Regions from separate parts of the Homo sapiens genome. Here region 1 is linked to region 2. The links are chromatin loops, found by intact Hi-C in ENCODE. Cell type or tissue: B cell. All regions are shown on one strand. Each heading gives the region's core, and the rest is flanking DNA. Links, peaks and the distances in the headings are about the cores only. Region 1 overlaps HPS3 (HPS3 biogenesis of lysosomal organelles complex 2 subunit 1). Region 2 has its middle 24 kb from the start of CP.

Region 1 (8,000 bases), core at 1-8,000, 100 kb before region 2:
AAAGTTTTTTTTTTTGTTTTTTTTTTTTTTTTTTTTTGAGACTGAGTCTCGCTTTATTGCCAGTCTGGAGTGCAGTGGTGCGATCTCGGCTCACTGCAACTTCTACTTCCTGGGTTCAAGTGATTCTCCTGCCTCAGCCTCCCGAGTAGCTGGGACTACAGGCGCCCGCCACCAAGCCCGGCTAAATTTTTTTGTATTTTTAGCAGAGACGGGGTTTCACCATGTTGGGCAGGATGGTCTCGATCTCCTGACTTTGTGATCTGCCTGTGTTGGCCTCCCAAAGTGCTAGGATTACAGGCATGAGCCACCACACCCGACCTCTATTTTATTATTATTTATTATTTTTTTTCTTGAGACAGAGTTTTGCTCTTGTTGTCCAGGCTGGAGTGCAATGGTATGATCTTGGCTCACTGCAACCTCCACCTCCCGGGTTCAAGTGATTCTCCTGCCTCAGACTCCCGAGTAGCTGGGATTACAGGAATGCCCCACCACGCCCAGCTAATTTTGTATTTTTAGTAGAGATGGGGTTTCTCCATGTTGGTCAGGCTGGTCTCGAACTCCCGACCTCATTGATCCGCCCACCTCGGCCTCCCAAAGTGCTGGGATTACAGGTGTGAGCCACCACACCCGGCCCAAAATCCTTAGCAAATACCTATGAGTACTAGAAAGGGAAGTCATACCTGCTAGGAGAAGCCATGGAGAAGGCATGACAGACTGAACTCATTTCCCTTTTTGAAATGGCCTCTAGGCCCAAAAAGGAAATTGGAGACCTGTTAGAGCCAAGGTATGTGTGGGTTCTAGCTGGGTATTTGGCCAAGCTTCTTATGATTGGCTTGTGAATTAGGTGTAAAAATGTGGACTGAATGGAAAATAATTTAGAGCAGTTGTTTTCAACCCTGCCACACAATGGGCTTACCTGAATGCTTTTTAAGATATTGATACTCAGGCTCTACATGCAAGATATCAGTTACAGGGCCTGGGCATTAGTATTTTTTAAAAACTCCCCAAGAGTCTAATGGGCACCATGATTGAGAATCACTAATAGGCCCTGCACTCAGTTCTGGCCTGATTAACATCTTTAGATGTTATCTAGAGAAAGATACAAATATTATTCCGATTAAATGTGTTTCTAACCTTCATTTTTTTTTCTTTTAGTAAATATTTATTGAGTACCTACTATGTTGAGCATTGTGCTGAATACTAGGGAACTAACAGTGAGTGAAGTGCTTGCTCTTACGGAGCTAATTGTCTAGTGGGGGAAGGGAGACATTCGAATAACGGCAGATTCACAGTTGTACCCTGAAATGAGTGATCTGTGGTAAACCTCCCTGTGACAGCCTATAACAAAAGACCCTGACCTCATCTTGAGGTCAGGGAAGGCTTCCTGAGAAAGAGGATCTGAAGGGCGAATTGGACTCACTTGGGAATAGGGTTGGGTTGGTGCAGGGGAGGGGAAGAGAGCCTTCCAGGCAGAAGCAGCAGCAAAGGCTCTGTTGCAGAGGGAGGATCACATCTGAGAAACTGAGAGAAGCAAAACTAAGGGGGCTGCAGTGAGACAGGGCTGGAGACCAGACAGGGCCAATAGCCATATTAGAGGGTCAGCTAAAGATCCAGTGAGCTTCCCATAGCACTTGGAATAAAAACTCCAAATCCATTCCATGGCGTATATGACCTTAACTCTAAGCCCATCGTGTCCCACTCTCACCCTGCTTACTATTCTTCATCCATAGTGGCCTTTCCCTCTTCCTTAGAGACGCCACAGGCACGCTTATCTAAGACCTATTATTTGCTCTTCTTGTGCGTAGGGTACTCCTCTCAGCCTTGTGTGACTGGTGCATTTAAGTCATTCAGTTCGCAGCTGAAGTGTAACTTCATGACGGAGGACTTCTCTGACCTCTCAATTTAAAATATCCCTTCTCCACTCACACTGGAGTTTACTTGTTTACTCTCCATCCCAATCCCCATCACTAGAATGAAGGCTCTGTGAAAGCAGTTACGTTGTTTTGAACACTGTTGTATCCCTAGAATCTGGAACAGCAGCACTTAGTAGGTACCTGATGAATGCTGACTGAATAGACGAATGGATGGGTCATATGTATTTGAGCTGGGCCGTAATGGATGATAGAGATTTTGGAAAGATATTACATAATGGGAACCAACATTATATGAGGTGTAAAATTATGTGTATTTGGAGATTCGTGAGCAGTTCTCTTTGGCCAGAGCACAGATATATGTTAAAAAAGAATAGGGAGAAAAAAACTGGACAGTTGACTTTCAGCCAAATATGGAGAGTACAGAATTGGACTTCTGCTATTAATTGGTGTCCTTCAAGGGTGTCAGTCAGGGTACTTGTTAAACAACTTTGGTTATGAAAAATTACAGCCACATGTAGATAGAAAATAGTGCAGTGAACCCCCACGTACCCATCAAACAGCTTCAACAGTGTTGCTCCATGCTACATTATTTTGATGCACATCCCGGAGTTCATACCATTGCATTCATAAATATTTCAACATATGTCTCTAAAAGTATTCTTTTACTTAAACCCAAAATGCTATTTCACATTATAAAAAATTTGTTGCCGGGTGCGGTGGTTCACGCCTGTAATCCCAGCACTTTGGGAGGCTGAGGTGGGTGGATCACAAGGTTGGGAGTTCGAGACCAGCCTGGCCAATATGGCGAAACCCCGTCTCTACTAGAAAAAAAAAAAAAAAAAAATTAGCCAGGCATGGTGGTGGGCGCCTGTAGTCCCAGCTACCTGGGAGGCCGAGGCAGGAGAATCGTTTGAACCCGGGAGGTGGAGGTTGCAGTGAGCCGAGATCGTGCCACTGCACTCCAGCCTGGGTGACAGAGTGAGACTCCGTCTCAAAAAATAAAAATAAAAAAAATTTTGTTGATACCACCAGATATCCAGTAAGTGTTCACATTTCTCTAATTGACTAAAAAACTTCTGTAATTCATTTGTTTGAATCATATTCCAAATAAAGTTCATACATTGCAATTGATTGCTATGTCTTTTAAGGCTCTTTTAATATCTAGGCTTTCCTTCCTCTCTTTTCTTTGCATCTTATTTAACAAGAAATTAGACTCTTTACTGTAAAATTTCCAACAATCTGAATTTTGCTAAGTGAATCCTTACGTGTCATTTAACATGTTTCTCTGTCCACTGTATTTCCATTTGAGTTGGTAGATGGAAATCTATGCTGTTTAGTATGGTAGCCATTAGTCACATGCCGCTATTAAGCACTTGAAATATGACTAGTCTGAATTGAGATATGGCATAAGTATAAAATACACACTAGGTTTTGAAGACTAAGTACAAAAATGTATATAATATTAATTTTTGTGTTTATTGCTTCTTGAAATGGTAATATTTTTGATATGTTGGGTTAATACAATATTATTAAAATTTTACTTGTTTCTTTTTACTTTTAAAAATGTGATTACTAGAAATCTAGTAATTGCAGATGTGGCTCACATATTTCTATCAACATTGCTGGTCTATACTCAGGCTTGCTCAGATTATTTATTATTCTTTTTATTATTTTGAAACCCAAGTAGTGTTGAGCTCTGCCAGTGGACTCTTTTTGTGATGTTAACAGCCATTGATGATCATTACTTAGATCTGTTAATTTAGTAGGGGTTGTACAATGCCGATATTCTAATTATATTACTCCTTTTTTATTTCTTACCAACATTCTTCTATAAAGAGCAACTTCCCCTTTGCAACTCTTTGGTTACCCACTGATACAGTTTGCATAGCAAAGTCAATATATGATTATTTCCCCCTTTATTTACTGGTTTCATGGTGTTTTATTTCTTTCATTTTTGCATGCAGGTTCTCTTACATCTGATGGAAAAAATTTGTCTCAGGAAAAAGAATTGCTGAGTCTCTTTTGCTTTTTCTCCTTACCTCATGTGGGCTATCTCTACATGGTTGTCAAATCTGTTGAATTGATGTCAGTCTACCAGTATCCTGAAAAGTCTCAGCAGGCAGTACTCACGCCACAATTTTTGCACGTCATTACAAGGTACTGTTAGAGGGTCACTTGCTGGCCTGTGAGTCACTTATTTGTAAATTTTTGAGGTACTTCCTAAATCTGTGAGAATTGTGTGAACTAGCATAGAGTACTATAAATGCATGAGTTACATGTCATTGTAAGTCTGTCTTTTGATGACCCATACCTGCCTTTTCAATGTCAAAGATTTAGACTCTGGTTTTGTCTTTGTTTGTTTCCCTAGACTGGATAGGGGTCCCTGTAAGGAAGTATAAGGTTCTTCATAAAGGAAGACTTTCATAGGGAGTTTTAATGAAAAGTCAATGCAGCCAGTCAGAGCGTCTCTTTAAGTTTCTTTTTAGATTTCCTAAATTTTTTTTCTCACTGCTACCATATTTTTCTAGTATAAATTGAGTTATTTATAATAGTTTAGAACTGTGAAGGGGCCAGAGAGATGATCTGATTCTCTCCTTGATTGGCACAGATAGGGAAGTTGTTACAGAGAGGTTAGAATTGGCCAAAGTCATGTGCTAATTGGTGGCAGATGTGTTGAGTTGCCTTCCCCTATTATGCTGGCATGTAAACTGGGTTCACAAGCAGTAGCTTGATTTCATTTCCTTTTAATCTCAGCAGCATATGATGGTTTTGGTTCTATTTCCTGTTTTTTGAGCTTAGATTATGTTCAGGGCACTTCCTTGTGCCCTCTGACCATGCAACTGTGAATAAGATACACCAACCACTTTCTAAAGCAACAATAGAAGAGAAGGTTAGAGAGACACACAAGAGTCACAGACACTAGGAGATTTGCGAAAAATGTCTTAAGACCTCATGAAAGTGCCATTGACATTGGGAGGAGGGAAGTTACTTCTGGCTAAGTTGTATGGGGAAGTTGTGGATAGCTGATTGTGTTTGAAGTGAAGCATGAAAGCTAGCTAGAATTTTGGTAGATGAAGATTGAAAGAGATGTGCATTATAGATTGAAGGAAGACTATAAACAAAAACTGTATCAAGTTTTTAGGAACATCCAAAAATTAATTGCACAGGACAGAGATCACCCCACCACTGAGTGGTAGTATCACAATCTCTAGCAGGTGCTGGAGATTCCAAACTGCATAGAACCAATCTGGAGATTCTGATATCCACTCTTAGTGGTTGCACTCCCTTCTCCACCTGATTTCTGGCTTAAGGAGAAATGCTGCTGATGGCAGTGTGTTTCTTAAGTGAACAATGTGGAGGTAGCTACTCTTTCCAGTGTCCAAAGTGTTGTGTAGTGATGTTCTTTAAATATGAAGAAGCTGAAAAGTAGACAGGTGGTGAAAACAGTGCTTGAAAAGAGAGCTCAAGGATTTGAAAATTAAACTAAGGACTTTTTTTTAAAGTTTTAACCAGAGAAAGTAATATGATCAGAACATTGTTTTAGGAAAATTAATGGTGGCTGTTGTGGAAGATGGATTGAACATAGATAAATAAGCTATTGGAATAGTTCAGGCAAGGATATTAAGGGGCGGTATTCAGGCATGGTAGTGTTAATGAAAGGAGAAGGGAGGATGCATGGGAGAGGCTTCAGTGGGAAAGTTAAAAGACTTGTCTGATGGGATAATGGGGATGTAGGAGGCATGAAAAATCCCACCAAGGTTTTGCCTGCTTTTATGAAACAATGGAGGCTGGTGAAATGTGGGGCAAAAGAGATGTTTGGTTTAGACATTTGAGTTTGAGATGCTTATAGATTATCAAGACATAATGCTAAGTAGGCTTTTGGACACATAGAACTGTAGATTAGGGTAAAGAGGAAAGCTTAGAAGTTTTACTACCGCCAAAAAAAAAGTTGATTATTAAAGTAGTGAGAGTATGTAGATAGTGAAAAGTTATTAAAGAATTAAACTCTGGTGAAGGTCTTGCTCAGCAAGCAAGAGGAGAAAGACAAAGATTTTTAAGGATGCAGAAGAATCTAGGAAACTATACCATCTCAGAAACAATGGAAAAAGGGAAAAGAAAGGAATATACTAATTTCTGTCCCATCATATAGATGTAAAAGACTATCCATCTTTTTCCCATCTGATTGCATATACTTGAAGTACACTGAGAATTTAGTGAGTGGACCCACTAAATCTGTTGCCCCATCTCTCTTATTTATAAGTTATGTACATATTTGGAGTGTAGAGCCCTGAAAGCATTATATTATGGGTTTGAATGGACTTGTAATGCGTGGGTTTTGACTGCCTCCAGACAGGACATTTTTGAGCTTTTCTTATTATCAGCACTAAAGGAGACTGACATCATTAACTTCACTGTGAAACCATTAGACATTAGAATAGCAGTTGTTTTATGTAAATTCAGATTCTTAATAAGAATCTCCACTCCTGTTTTTCAAATCAAATCGGAGTTTCTCTTTTGTTGCCCAGGCTGGAGTGCAATGGCGCGGTCTCAGCTCACTGCAACCTCTGCCTCCCGGGTTTAAGCAATTCTCCTGCCTCAACCTCCCAAGTCGCTGGGATTATAGGCACCTGCCGCCATGCCCGACTAATTTTTTTGTATTTTTAGTAGAGATGGGGTTTCACCATGTTGGCCAAGCTGGTCTCCAACTCCTAACCTCAGATGATCCACCCGCCACGGCCTCCCAAAGTGCTGGGATTACAGATGTGAGCTACTGCGCCCGGCCCATCTTTTTTATTTTACCCGATAGATAAATGTTTCAAAATCTCTTGTCCCATAAGGTGGTCTTGAAAAGTTTCTGGAAGATAGGTATACGCCTAAAGAAAGCAATAGAGATTTTTTTAAGAAGCAAAGAACAAAATAAAATCATGTAAAATGCCAACTTTATAGAAACGTGTAAGTAGGAAAGCCCCCCATGAAATCCTATTCTCCCAGAGTTAAGCATATCAAGACTTTTTTTTTTTTTTTTTTTTTGAGATGGAGTGTCGCTCTGTCGCCCAGGTTGGAGTGCAGTGGCGTGATCTCAGCTCACTGCAACCTCCACCTCCCTGGTTCAAGCAATTCCCCTGCCTCAGCCTCCTGAGTAGCTGGGGTTACAGGTGCCCATCACCATGCCCGGCTAATTTTTTTGTATTTTTAGTAGAGGCGGGGTTTCACCATGTTGGCCAGACTGGTCTGGAACTCCAGACCTCAGGCAATTCGCCCACCTCAGCCTCCCAAAGTGCTGGGATTACAGGCATGAGCCACCATGCCCGGCCATTTTTTTTTTTTTGTTGTTGTTTTTACAATGCATGTACTACTATGCCTTATTTATTACAGAAATTGATCATGCTCTGTCCACTGTTCAGCAACTTGCTATTTTACATAGCAGCATATCTTGGACATCTTTCAATGCCAGCACATTTCAGTTTATTCTTTCTCTAGTATACATTTCTGCTTAGGATTCCAACAGTAGCCAATAGACTGGATTCCTACAGGTGGAGGTAAGTCAGGGAACCCTGCCTTTTTTTTTTTTTTTTTTTTTTGAGACAGAATCTCACTCTGTCACCCAGGCTGGAGTGCAGTGGCACGATCTTGGCTCACTGCAAGCTCCGCCTCCCGGGTTCATGCCATTCTCCTGCCTCAGCCTCCCGAGTAGCTAAGACTACAGGCGCCCACCACCACGCCCAGCTAATTTTTTTTTTTTTTTTGTATTTTTAGTAGAGACGGGGTTTCACTGTGTTAGCCAGGGTGGTCTCGATCTCCTGACCTCATGATCCGCCTGTCTCGGCCTCCCAAAATGCTGGGATTACAGGCTTGAGCCACCACGCCTGGCCGAAACCCTGCCTTTTTATCTCTAAAATCTAAAGGCTATTTGTTTTTGCGGTCATAGCTATTCTCATCTGTCCTTCCGGTCCCACTGCAGGTGCTTTTTTGCTTCCCTCTCTCTCAGTTTACTTCCCAAGGTTGCTAACTCTACTCCAGATTTGTAAGTGGTAGTGCTACTGTCCTAGTTATTGTCAGGACTCCAGAGGTCATTTCCTAGAACGTTGCAGAGATAGACAGAGATGGCTGAGGCTGAAGTGGAAG
Region 2 (9,336 bases), core at 581-8,580:
AGCTATAGGGAGCATTTTTAGGACAACTTGGGATATTTGAATGGATTGTACATTAGACTATATTATTGAATTAATGTTAATTTGGGGGCGTGATAATTTTATTGTAGTTGGGGTGGAGACTGTCCGTATTCTTAGGGATGTTTCCGTATTTAGGGGTAAAGAGTCATAATGTTTGCAATGCACTTTGAATTGCATTCAGAAAAAAACATGGAAGAGAAAGCTAATGTGGCAAAATGCATATGAGCATTCAGAGTATTTTTCTTTATGTTACTGAGGGCATGAAAAAATTTTTTTAAGTTGAGATAGAAAGTACAAAACTAGAAATGACTATAAATGTCTTATTTACCTATTAACTAACAATAAATTAGAGTGAGAAATGCACTTCATTCTTTGGTCGGCATTTATCAAATGTCCACGGGATATAAAGAGCTAAATTATAATTATTTACTTGCACCTGATATATTATAGATGATATGGATCAAATTTCTGACTTGGTCATTTTCTTTCCAGCCCTGTTATCTTGCCATGCTACCTGATAACTGGTTTACAAGACATCACAGGATATGGACTGTAGAAGGCTCTTACCTTGTATTCAAAGCTATGGCCATGAAAGTGAACTGTGTGCAGGTCAGCTTCATTCCCTATGCCAATCAGATACCAATTCACTACATCCCCAACATGGAATGTTATACCTTGGTTATTTCCAAACAGTCTTCCGTTAATTGCTGTGGGAGTCAGGGAAAGGCACAGTTTATTATATTCAACAAGGATTTAAAATAATGTGGGCTTTTAAAAAATCACCACTTTAAAAAAGTATTATCATCCCTATAGAAAATATCATGGATGTTTTCAGAAGCAGTGGGGATTTTAAAGCCAGACTAAGGAAGTTGTTAAATGTGACCAAGCCATCCATTCATGGATGTGTCTAATTCTAAGGAGTTTTTCTTGCCCAAGGAAATGAGGCACTGACTTTGTGTTAACACAATCAGGTTGGATTTGACTATTTCACAACTAAGCATACTTATATTGGTGAATTGTGTATTTAAAATTATCACAAGAGACTTAGAATATTAGGAATGGCCAGGCATGGTGGTTCATGATTGTAATCTTAGCACATTGGGAGGCTGAGGCGGGAGGATCACTTGAGTTCAGGAGTTCGAGAACAGCCTGGGCAACATAGTGAGACCCTGTCTCCATAAAAGACAAAGAAGAATATTAGGAATGTGCATTCTTATTTAACTGCCCTAAGTCAAACCTTTGTGATCTGCCACTTGTATGTCTGGAATGGCCATTTGTGAGGTCCAGGCCCCCTCTTGTCCTCTACAGGTGTGGTTTCCAAAGGGTAATGTAAATAAAATATGAAGATTTTATATATATATATATATATATATACACACACATACATACACACACACACATACACACACACACATATCCTCTTTTTACTTTGCCGTTTTTGTGCATCTTTAAAATGTATAAAATGCATTGGTACAGTGGTGCAAGTATATAATCTATAACTATATAACTATATATCTATGGAGGCTGAGTTCTAATGCTTTCAGCTGATGGAGGGATGTAATAGAAGAAACTAGAAGACACTGCTCTAGACTAGTGCTTCTCACACTTTAATGTGAATATGGCCTGGGGATTTTGTTAGAATTCAGATTCTGACTTAGGTCTTTGAAGCCTGAAATTCTGCATTTCTAACAAGCTCCCAAGTGATGCTGATGCTGCTGGTCCTTGGGCCATACTTGGAGTACAAGTGCCCAGATGAGTGCCAGAGTTATTCCTAAAATCTATCCCCCCACGCCCTAGCTCAGTGTACTTGGTGCTTTAGTACAGTGGTTCTCTACAGGAGGTGATTTTGTTCCCCAGGGGTCATTTGGCAATGCCTAGAAATATTTTTGGTTGTCATAACTTGTGGGGAGATGCTACTGGCATCTAGTAGGTGGAGGATATAGATGTCGACAAACATCTACAATGCACTGGATAGCTCCATACAACAAAGAGTTATCTAACCTAAAAGGTCAGGAAGTTAAGAAACCCTGGTTTAGATCAAGTCTAAATTCTTAACAAGGTGTTTGAGGTCTTCCACAATTCTGTTGGCTCTTTCTTCCCAAGTGCTATGTGACTTAGATCACATTCTTCCATCTACTTGGAGTGTCATTTCCCTCCTTTTCTAACTGGACAGACTCCTATGAAACCTTAAAAAATCAACTTGAATGTCTCTTCCCTATCATGAAGCCTTTCCAAATCTTCCAAATAGGAATTTAAAGCACTGCGCTGTGTTTAAATTTCCGTGACAGCATCCCACCCCGCGTCATCCTCCTTGGATTGCAGCAATGCGCAAGTCTGGCGTCCCTTAGACTGTAAACAACATGAGGGCAGATGACCCATATTATGGGCCTTTGTATCTCTTTAGGGCCTCGCAAGGTGCTTTGTGCCCTCTATGACACTTATTAAAAAGACTATTGGTAAAATGGATGTCACCCTTGAATTAACTTTAAATTTACATATATTTCTAAAAAAGAGAAAAAACAACCTTAGAAGTGGGAGATTACTATATTTGAATTTGCCTTAGTTAAGGATCTTTTACCCAGTCATATCTCTGACCCCTCTCAGCTGAGCAGCTTAAGATGAGAAGTTTCCCTGGCTAAGAAAGTAAGTGAGATTGTTTATGTGCTTTCTATTGGAATAATTGTCTTGTTACTGTGATTCTAGAGTGGGGGAGGTCATCTAGATGTAAATAGATGCACCTAGTCACAGTCAACCTATAAAATAATTTTGGTTGATGAGCATGAAGTTTTCAAAAGTTCTGCCTGTGAAGGTAATGTGATGGGGAAGTGTGGGTGGGGCCATGTTCACTTTGGTTTGCCCCAAGCCCCACCTCTGTCTGTGTTCATCCAAGCAAAATACTTAGAAAATTATGGTAGTAAGTTCCTCCTGAAATGACAGCTGATGTTCCTATTTTTACATTGTCTACATAGCTCTAGAAAGCATGAGAATTTGCTGTGCTTGCTAAATCAGTAGTCTGTGGCATATGGGCAAGGTCCAGCACACTGCCTCTGTTACTGCAGCCCATGAGCTAAGAATGGTTTTAAAATTTCTAAATAGTTGAAAAAAAATTTAATAATATTATTTCTTGACATGTTTTATGAGATACAAATTTCAGCATCCATAAATGAAGTTTTTGGCTCTCAGCCACTTTCATTTGTTTTCCTATTGTCTGTGACCACTTTCATTCTACAGTGGCAGAGTAGAGTATGGCTTATGATAGAGACCATGTGGCCTGCAAGCCTAACTTCTTTACTATCTGGCCCTTTGCAGAAAAAATTTGCTGACCCCTGGTCTACATGATCCATACCAGTTATATGTAGTTGAATTCTATAAACAGTGTGGAGCGAGGCCCTTTCATCTGTTTCATTTGTGCAGAGCAACCTGTGGGTTACCATTGGTGAGTCAGTGAGTGAATGTTACCGTGCATTTGGTTGCTGAGTTGAAAATTATCATTTTCCTTGTCCACTTTGTTTGGTTTTGAAGCATAGGTGTTGATACTGTCTTCGAAGTACCAGGATTCATTCTCATCAAATATCATGAAGTGGAGAACACGGTGAACTATGTTGGGGTTGATGTCTTTGCGGCATACAGAGAGAGGGCCTACCAGTCCACTGTGAAGGTCCTGAGGAGGCAAAGCAAGATCGTTCACTGTGGCCACAACTAACATTTTCCCCCACAAAATAAAAGAGGTAGAATCCGGTTTTAGTTTTTAATGAGGTCAAATCCTGAGTTTTTAATTATCAGGATTCTGAGAGTGAAGAACAAAATATTTGACATGCTCAATGTTTGATTGAAGAAAAATTGTAACCTCATTCATTAGAGTTGAAGTCTAAAGAGAACACCAAACCTCTGAAAGGGATTTTAGATACATTTTTCAGTGGATTTAGCTCTATTTTTGACATTTTAATAAAAAAAGAATTTTGGTTTTAATTAGAATTCCTGGCATTGAAGTTGGTTGGCAGGAAGTCTAAAGGAGTTAGTCCCTTCACCTTTGTGCTTTTGCCCCTGCAGCAGCTTTTAGTTGAGAGTCTTGGTTTGTTTGTCTTCATTTTGTTTTTGAATTAAATCTCTGTGTAGATTCTTGTTCCAGGCAGAGTGGGCCAAGATAAGAGTTCAAATAGAATACTTGCACTGTTTTTTTTTTTTTTTAGTGCAAATAAACTTGAACCCTATAGTTGAGGGTTTTAAATATAAACACACACACACATACACCCCCCTACACACACAATATGTATATATATATTTCTTATTAATCATAGAATTATACCATTCTTTATTTATGATTACTATTGTTACTATTATTATTATTTAGAGACCAAGTTTTGCTGTGTCACCTAGGCAATGGAGTGACCATAGCTCAGCATAATCTTGAACTCCTGGACTCAAGCAATCCTCCTACCTCAGCCTCCCGTAGCTAGGACTACAGGCATGTGCCACTGCGCCTGGCTAATTTTAAAATTTTTTGTATAGACATCAGCCACCACATCCAACTGAATTTTAAAATTCTTTAGTGTATGTTGTTTTCTGTAATTCGAATACTATTCAGTGGAACAAAGTATAGTCTATTATTGTATAATTAGATATATTTTTCAATTCACAGTGAGATTATGCAAAGAATTATAAGCCTAAGTAATCATGAGGTAATAGTTTATTTTGCTCTTGAAAAATGCAGACCAATGTAGGAATAAAAGCTGAACAGTAATTAAGTTACTTAATAGAAAGTTTACATGGAACTAAGGTTCTTAAGAGCAATGATAAATACCTTCTTCCTTCCGTTATAATTTCTGGGAGGAGATAGGATAAGAACTGTTATTTGATTTAAAATTTACCTTAGCCACAGATACAGTTGAATAGTAAAACCAAGGTATGCATTCAAAGTCCAGTGAGGTAGGACCAGTTCTATCAGGTATCTGCCAAGTATATATTTGAATCTCTCCTGAAATAGACAAATGAAGTGTATTTAAATAGAGCTTTTAAAATCAGACTTCTTTACGGAGAACCAGACAATGAGCAAACACTAAAGCTATAAAAATAGTAGGCAGCATAGTCCTAGCTTTCACTTCTGGTTTCACTTCTTGCTTTGTGATCTTAGTCAATGTGGCAATTACTCAATGTGACAAAGCCTTGAATCCCTGCTCTGAACATTCCAATGTGTGGATCACATGTACCTCCTCCCTGCCCTCAAGGCTGTGCATATTAGTCCTATTGGATCTTAATTCTATATTCTATATTGCAGTGAAGTTCTTTTGCTCCCTCCCCACCGTAATTCTGTATCTCCCACTTCCACAGATCCATGGGAGTTATAGTCCTATGACATTAACCAACCCCACCTCCAGCTCCCAAATCTGTAACAATCTACTTAGCACTAACCCTTGCCTTCCAGTACATCACACAATGCCTGGCATACAGCAGGTAGAGTACTCAGAAGTGTTTGTGGAATGCATGTAGTAGATCCTTTCTTAACTAATCAGAGCAGTGGACTGACTTGCAAACTCCCTTGATATGAGACTTAACAGACCACAGGACTGCTTTTAAAAACAAAAAGAAACATTTCGCCCACCATCAAAGTCTATTGTCAGTCCCTCTGCTTTACAAATCTTTTCTTTCTGAATTTGGCTTTCATTGATACTCTTAATTTCCAAAACTACTTGTTTTGGTGAGCAACTATAGTGGACATTCTGATGCCACCCCTAGATTCCCAATCAAGAATGAAGAACATTTCACTCCAGCAGGCGTCAGCCTCCTTTAGAGAGAGCCTTGGCTGAAGAAAGCTACCTTGCTCAAGATTGCATCTAATGACTGCTTCAGGGACATAACAGCCCAGCTCTCTCACTCCAGCTTAGGAAAGCTGAAGGTCACCCTATCTTCAGAACTGTGTTGGCTGTGACTTCTGTTGAGGCTGCATCTCTGCTTAACCTCACTCCCTGTCCAATCCTACTCATTTCTCATTCTTTCCATATTAGTTGATTCCAAGAGCACTATCTACACACAAATCCTCATATCACAGTCTGCTTACTGGGCATTTTTAAGTAAAATATATTAATGTTCTTCTGAGTTAATTATGTTGAATGGCATGCTGTATAGCAGTGATTCCATTCCACGGAAATGTTAATACATGGGGTCCATCATTTCCTCTTATTGGCTCAATCCTCCCCCACTTTCTCACATATTGCATCTTGTACTCAACTCCTACTTTAGCACTTTAGTTGGAGAGATTGTATATAGTATAAGAATACCTGGCAGCTGGACAGGTACAGCGGTGGGAGGGAGGGTGGACCTAGAGGAGAAATTCATACACTGGGGAGGTAGGCCCTGAAGACCAAACCTTCACTTCACAGTTTTGCTCATGGTGCCCCAGCCTGGAAGTAAACTTGACTTGCAGAAGGAACTCCCCCGCCAAATGCTTTCTTCAGGCTCATCTTACTAGTCCACTCGTCTCTCTCATCTGGAACTGCACCCATATATTTAAAAGAACATTAGCCTCGTAGTCCTGCATAAAAGCTTTGGGGATTATTTTTCTCCCAAAGTAGTTACCTGGCTGAGTTGGAACAACAGTGGAATTATTTGTTTTCACTCCATGAGCATGAATAGAATACGGTCTTGCGGCTTTATTTTTAAAGATAATTTGAATTATTTGACCAGGGTTGAGCAATATTAATGGACCTAGGGAATATAAAAAGAAATATGTCTGAGTAATTGTTATTTATTTTAAATTATGAGTCATCTCTCTTCTTATTTACACAGTGACTTATTCTTATCCTTTTACTTAACATGCAGCCAAATGAAATAAAAACATTTAACAAGTAGATCATTGCTGATTTATGAAACATGATTTTTGCCTGAAATTTTTAAATCATTTAGAATTTTATGAGTTTTTTTTTTTTTTTTTTTGCCAGAAAACTTATTTTAATGAACAACGGTTTATGCCTAGGAAAACATACAATTTAAAAATGAAACCCTTTCTTTTCTTTCTTGACCAATCTCAACTTTCAAGCCTTTTATTCCCTTGCTCCTTATTCTACTGGAGGATTGCAAGGAGCTGCAAGGCCTGTTTATTGACCCAAAGTGATTTTCTCTCTTACAGACTAAAAACCTTCATTTTACTCTCTCTCCCTTTCATCCTAAGCCAGAAACTACAGGTATAAAATTCATTTTAAATCTTCTTTCTATTTGGAAGCAGGTTGAATTAGTGGCTCTGAAAAATTCTGAAACACAGGTGGTTTTGAGATGAGATAAGCAGCAAGAACTTTCTGCAAACTTGTGCTACAATTACTAAAATTAGAGCCCTGAAGATGCCTGCTGGAGGCTAAATGCTAGCTAAAGACAGGGCCTCTTTGCTCCCTGTGACCATTTCACCTCCCCAAACAATATGCATGGTTTTTCTTTTTAATAAAGTGTTTTCCTTTTTGCGTAAATAATAATAGAACCTTGAGGGTCAGATTGCGTTATTTATCTTCATGCATTCAGCCACAATCCTAGAGAAAACAAACATCCTGTGGTTACTAAAGATAGGGGCCCACTCAAAAGCAGCAGCAACAGGATAGCACAGGCTTCCCTCCAGGGCTCACAAAGAGACAAGCTCTAGAGGCTGACGGAGAGCAAAAAAGAGCAAAAATTCCTCTTCATCAGCATGTAAATCCATCTCCTCAGGATCCCACATCATAAAATAACCTCTAATATACACATAGATATTAAGACTGAAACAGGAGTTGGGCGTGTGGAAATGTCGCATGTGGGCACCTGGGATGACTCAGAGGTTTCCTACTTGATCTATCAAGGGTGGAAGAAAGAGTTGTACTTTTCCTCACTCAGACAGAAGACACTTAAATTTACATAAAGAAGTTCCTTTCCTCACTATACTAGGGTCCCCTGGGCTTTGTTTTAATTGTATTGAAATGATCCCTGCACGCTACTTCTAAACTCCTTTCTAGAATTTTTTAATTCTGAGAGCAAGAATCCAGGTAATCTGAAACTGAGCACATTACTTTTCTACATTCTCCTTATTTTTTAGGAAACAACACTTGAATCATTTTTTCCCCCAATGAAAATGCCTATCAGCAAACAAACCAGAATTACAGGTACTTTCCTCTGTTGAAGTAGAGGTTGACAATGGCCTCCATGTGTACAACAATCTCTAATGGCTGAGGACAAGAAAAACTCGAAAACCAATCTTATGGCATACCAATACCTAGTATATCGAGATGTTTTTCACCTTCATTCCTTTTTGTTTGATTTGTGAACGTGTTATCATCATATTGACGATATAAGACTTTCTTGTATTTGGACCCAAGAAGTGTTCCACTTCTGTCCACATACATGCTCGTTTGGCTTTAAGAAAATAAAAACAAAAACAAAAAAACCCCACAAAGTTAGTTAATTTAACCATTAATTTAGACAAAGAACTCATATGGAAGAACTTCTTATATCTAGAAGCTGTTTTACCTAAAAATGTAAGTCATCTTTTTAAAAATATATATTAATTCTAGCAAGATAGGTAGATATTCATTCTACATTTCAAAGCTTATTTTCAGGATAAAATTTAGTTTTTATAAATAAATATACAGTAAGAGAGAAAACCAGAGAGAGAAATCAAATTGTACAAAAAGAGAAAAACAGGTGTCTTTAATTTGAAGTTCTCAGAAGAATAGAGGTAGAAGAAAATGAAGACAAAAGAAACACCTGACTGTAGATACTGAATGTAGCTGAAGTTATGTCACTATTCCTGTGGTGAGATCAGACAGTAACATATGTCCAGGAAGGATGCAAGAAGTGAAAACTCAGGCAGGAAGAAATAAAGCCCATAAGTAAGTTATATAGATATTTAGAAAGATTTGAAGCCCTTTGCAATTGAATATGTCACACACACACACACACACAAATTTTGAAGTGATTTATAATGGAGAATATCCTAAACACACAAATACCACATCCACATATCCATTATGCACACGTACACCATAACAAACACAAATAAATATACCACACACACCCACCATACCAAACACAAATAAATACAACACACACACAGACACAGACACACACAGAGAGACTGAAAGGAAAGAGAGGAAGACTCAGAAAGAACCCTTAGAACCCTTCCCATTTAGAGACTGGAGCTATCATGGTACTTCTCTCTTCGTAAGTGGTGGAGTTCATTCTCCCACTTTCTACTAGGAGAATAATCCCATTCCATTTCCTCGGCTGCAATGGTAATAATTATTTTCTCCTCCTGGTATTGTGTTTGATCAGGGTTTGGCTTCCCACATTGCCTCACGTGATATT

Evidence for each region. A loop is a pair of places that touch in the nucleus more often than their neighbours do. Peaks named below come from ENCODE experiments on the same cell type or tissue, not always from the same donor. Only the 100,000 strongest peaks of a DNase experiment are listed, where the experiment ranks them.
Region 1: it touches region 2 in a loop (7-fold over the local background); 2 of 110 quality-filtered maps call a loop at or near these places.

What each region holds. Positions count from the first base shown.
Region 1 is chr3:149,141,516-149,149,515 of GRCh38, forward strand. HPS3 (HPS3 biogenesis of lysosomal organelles complex 2 subunit 1) reads left to right here. Exons shown (of 17, transcript NM_032383.5): 5 at 3,839-4,031. Among named protein-coding and RNA genes, the nearest start is that of HPS3, 16 kb to the left of the region's middle. In B cell, for the core only: no CTCF peak of the experiment used is centred there; DNase peaks (open chromatin) are centred at 4,066 and 4,616; H3K4me3 peaks cover 1,995 bases; H3K27ac peaks cover 6,913 bases.
Region 2 is chr3:149,240,777-149,250,112 of GRCh38, forward strand. It overlaps the pseudogene CPHL1P. Among named protein-coding and RNA genes, the nearest start is that of CP, 24 kb to the left of the region's middle. In B cell, for the core only: no CTCF peak of the experiment used is centred there; DNase peaks (open chromatin) are centred at 2,895, 5,125 and 7,815; H3K4me3 peaks cover 1,120 bases; H3K27ac peaks cover 1,983 bases.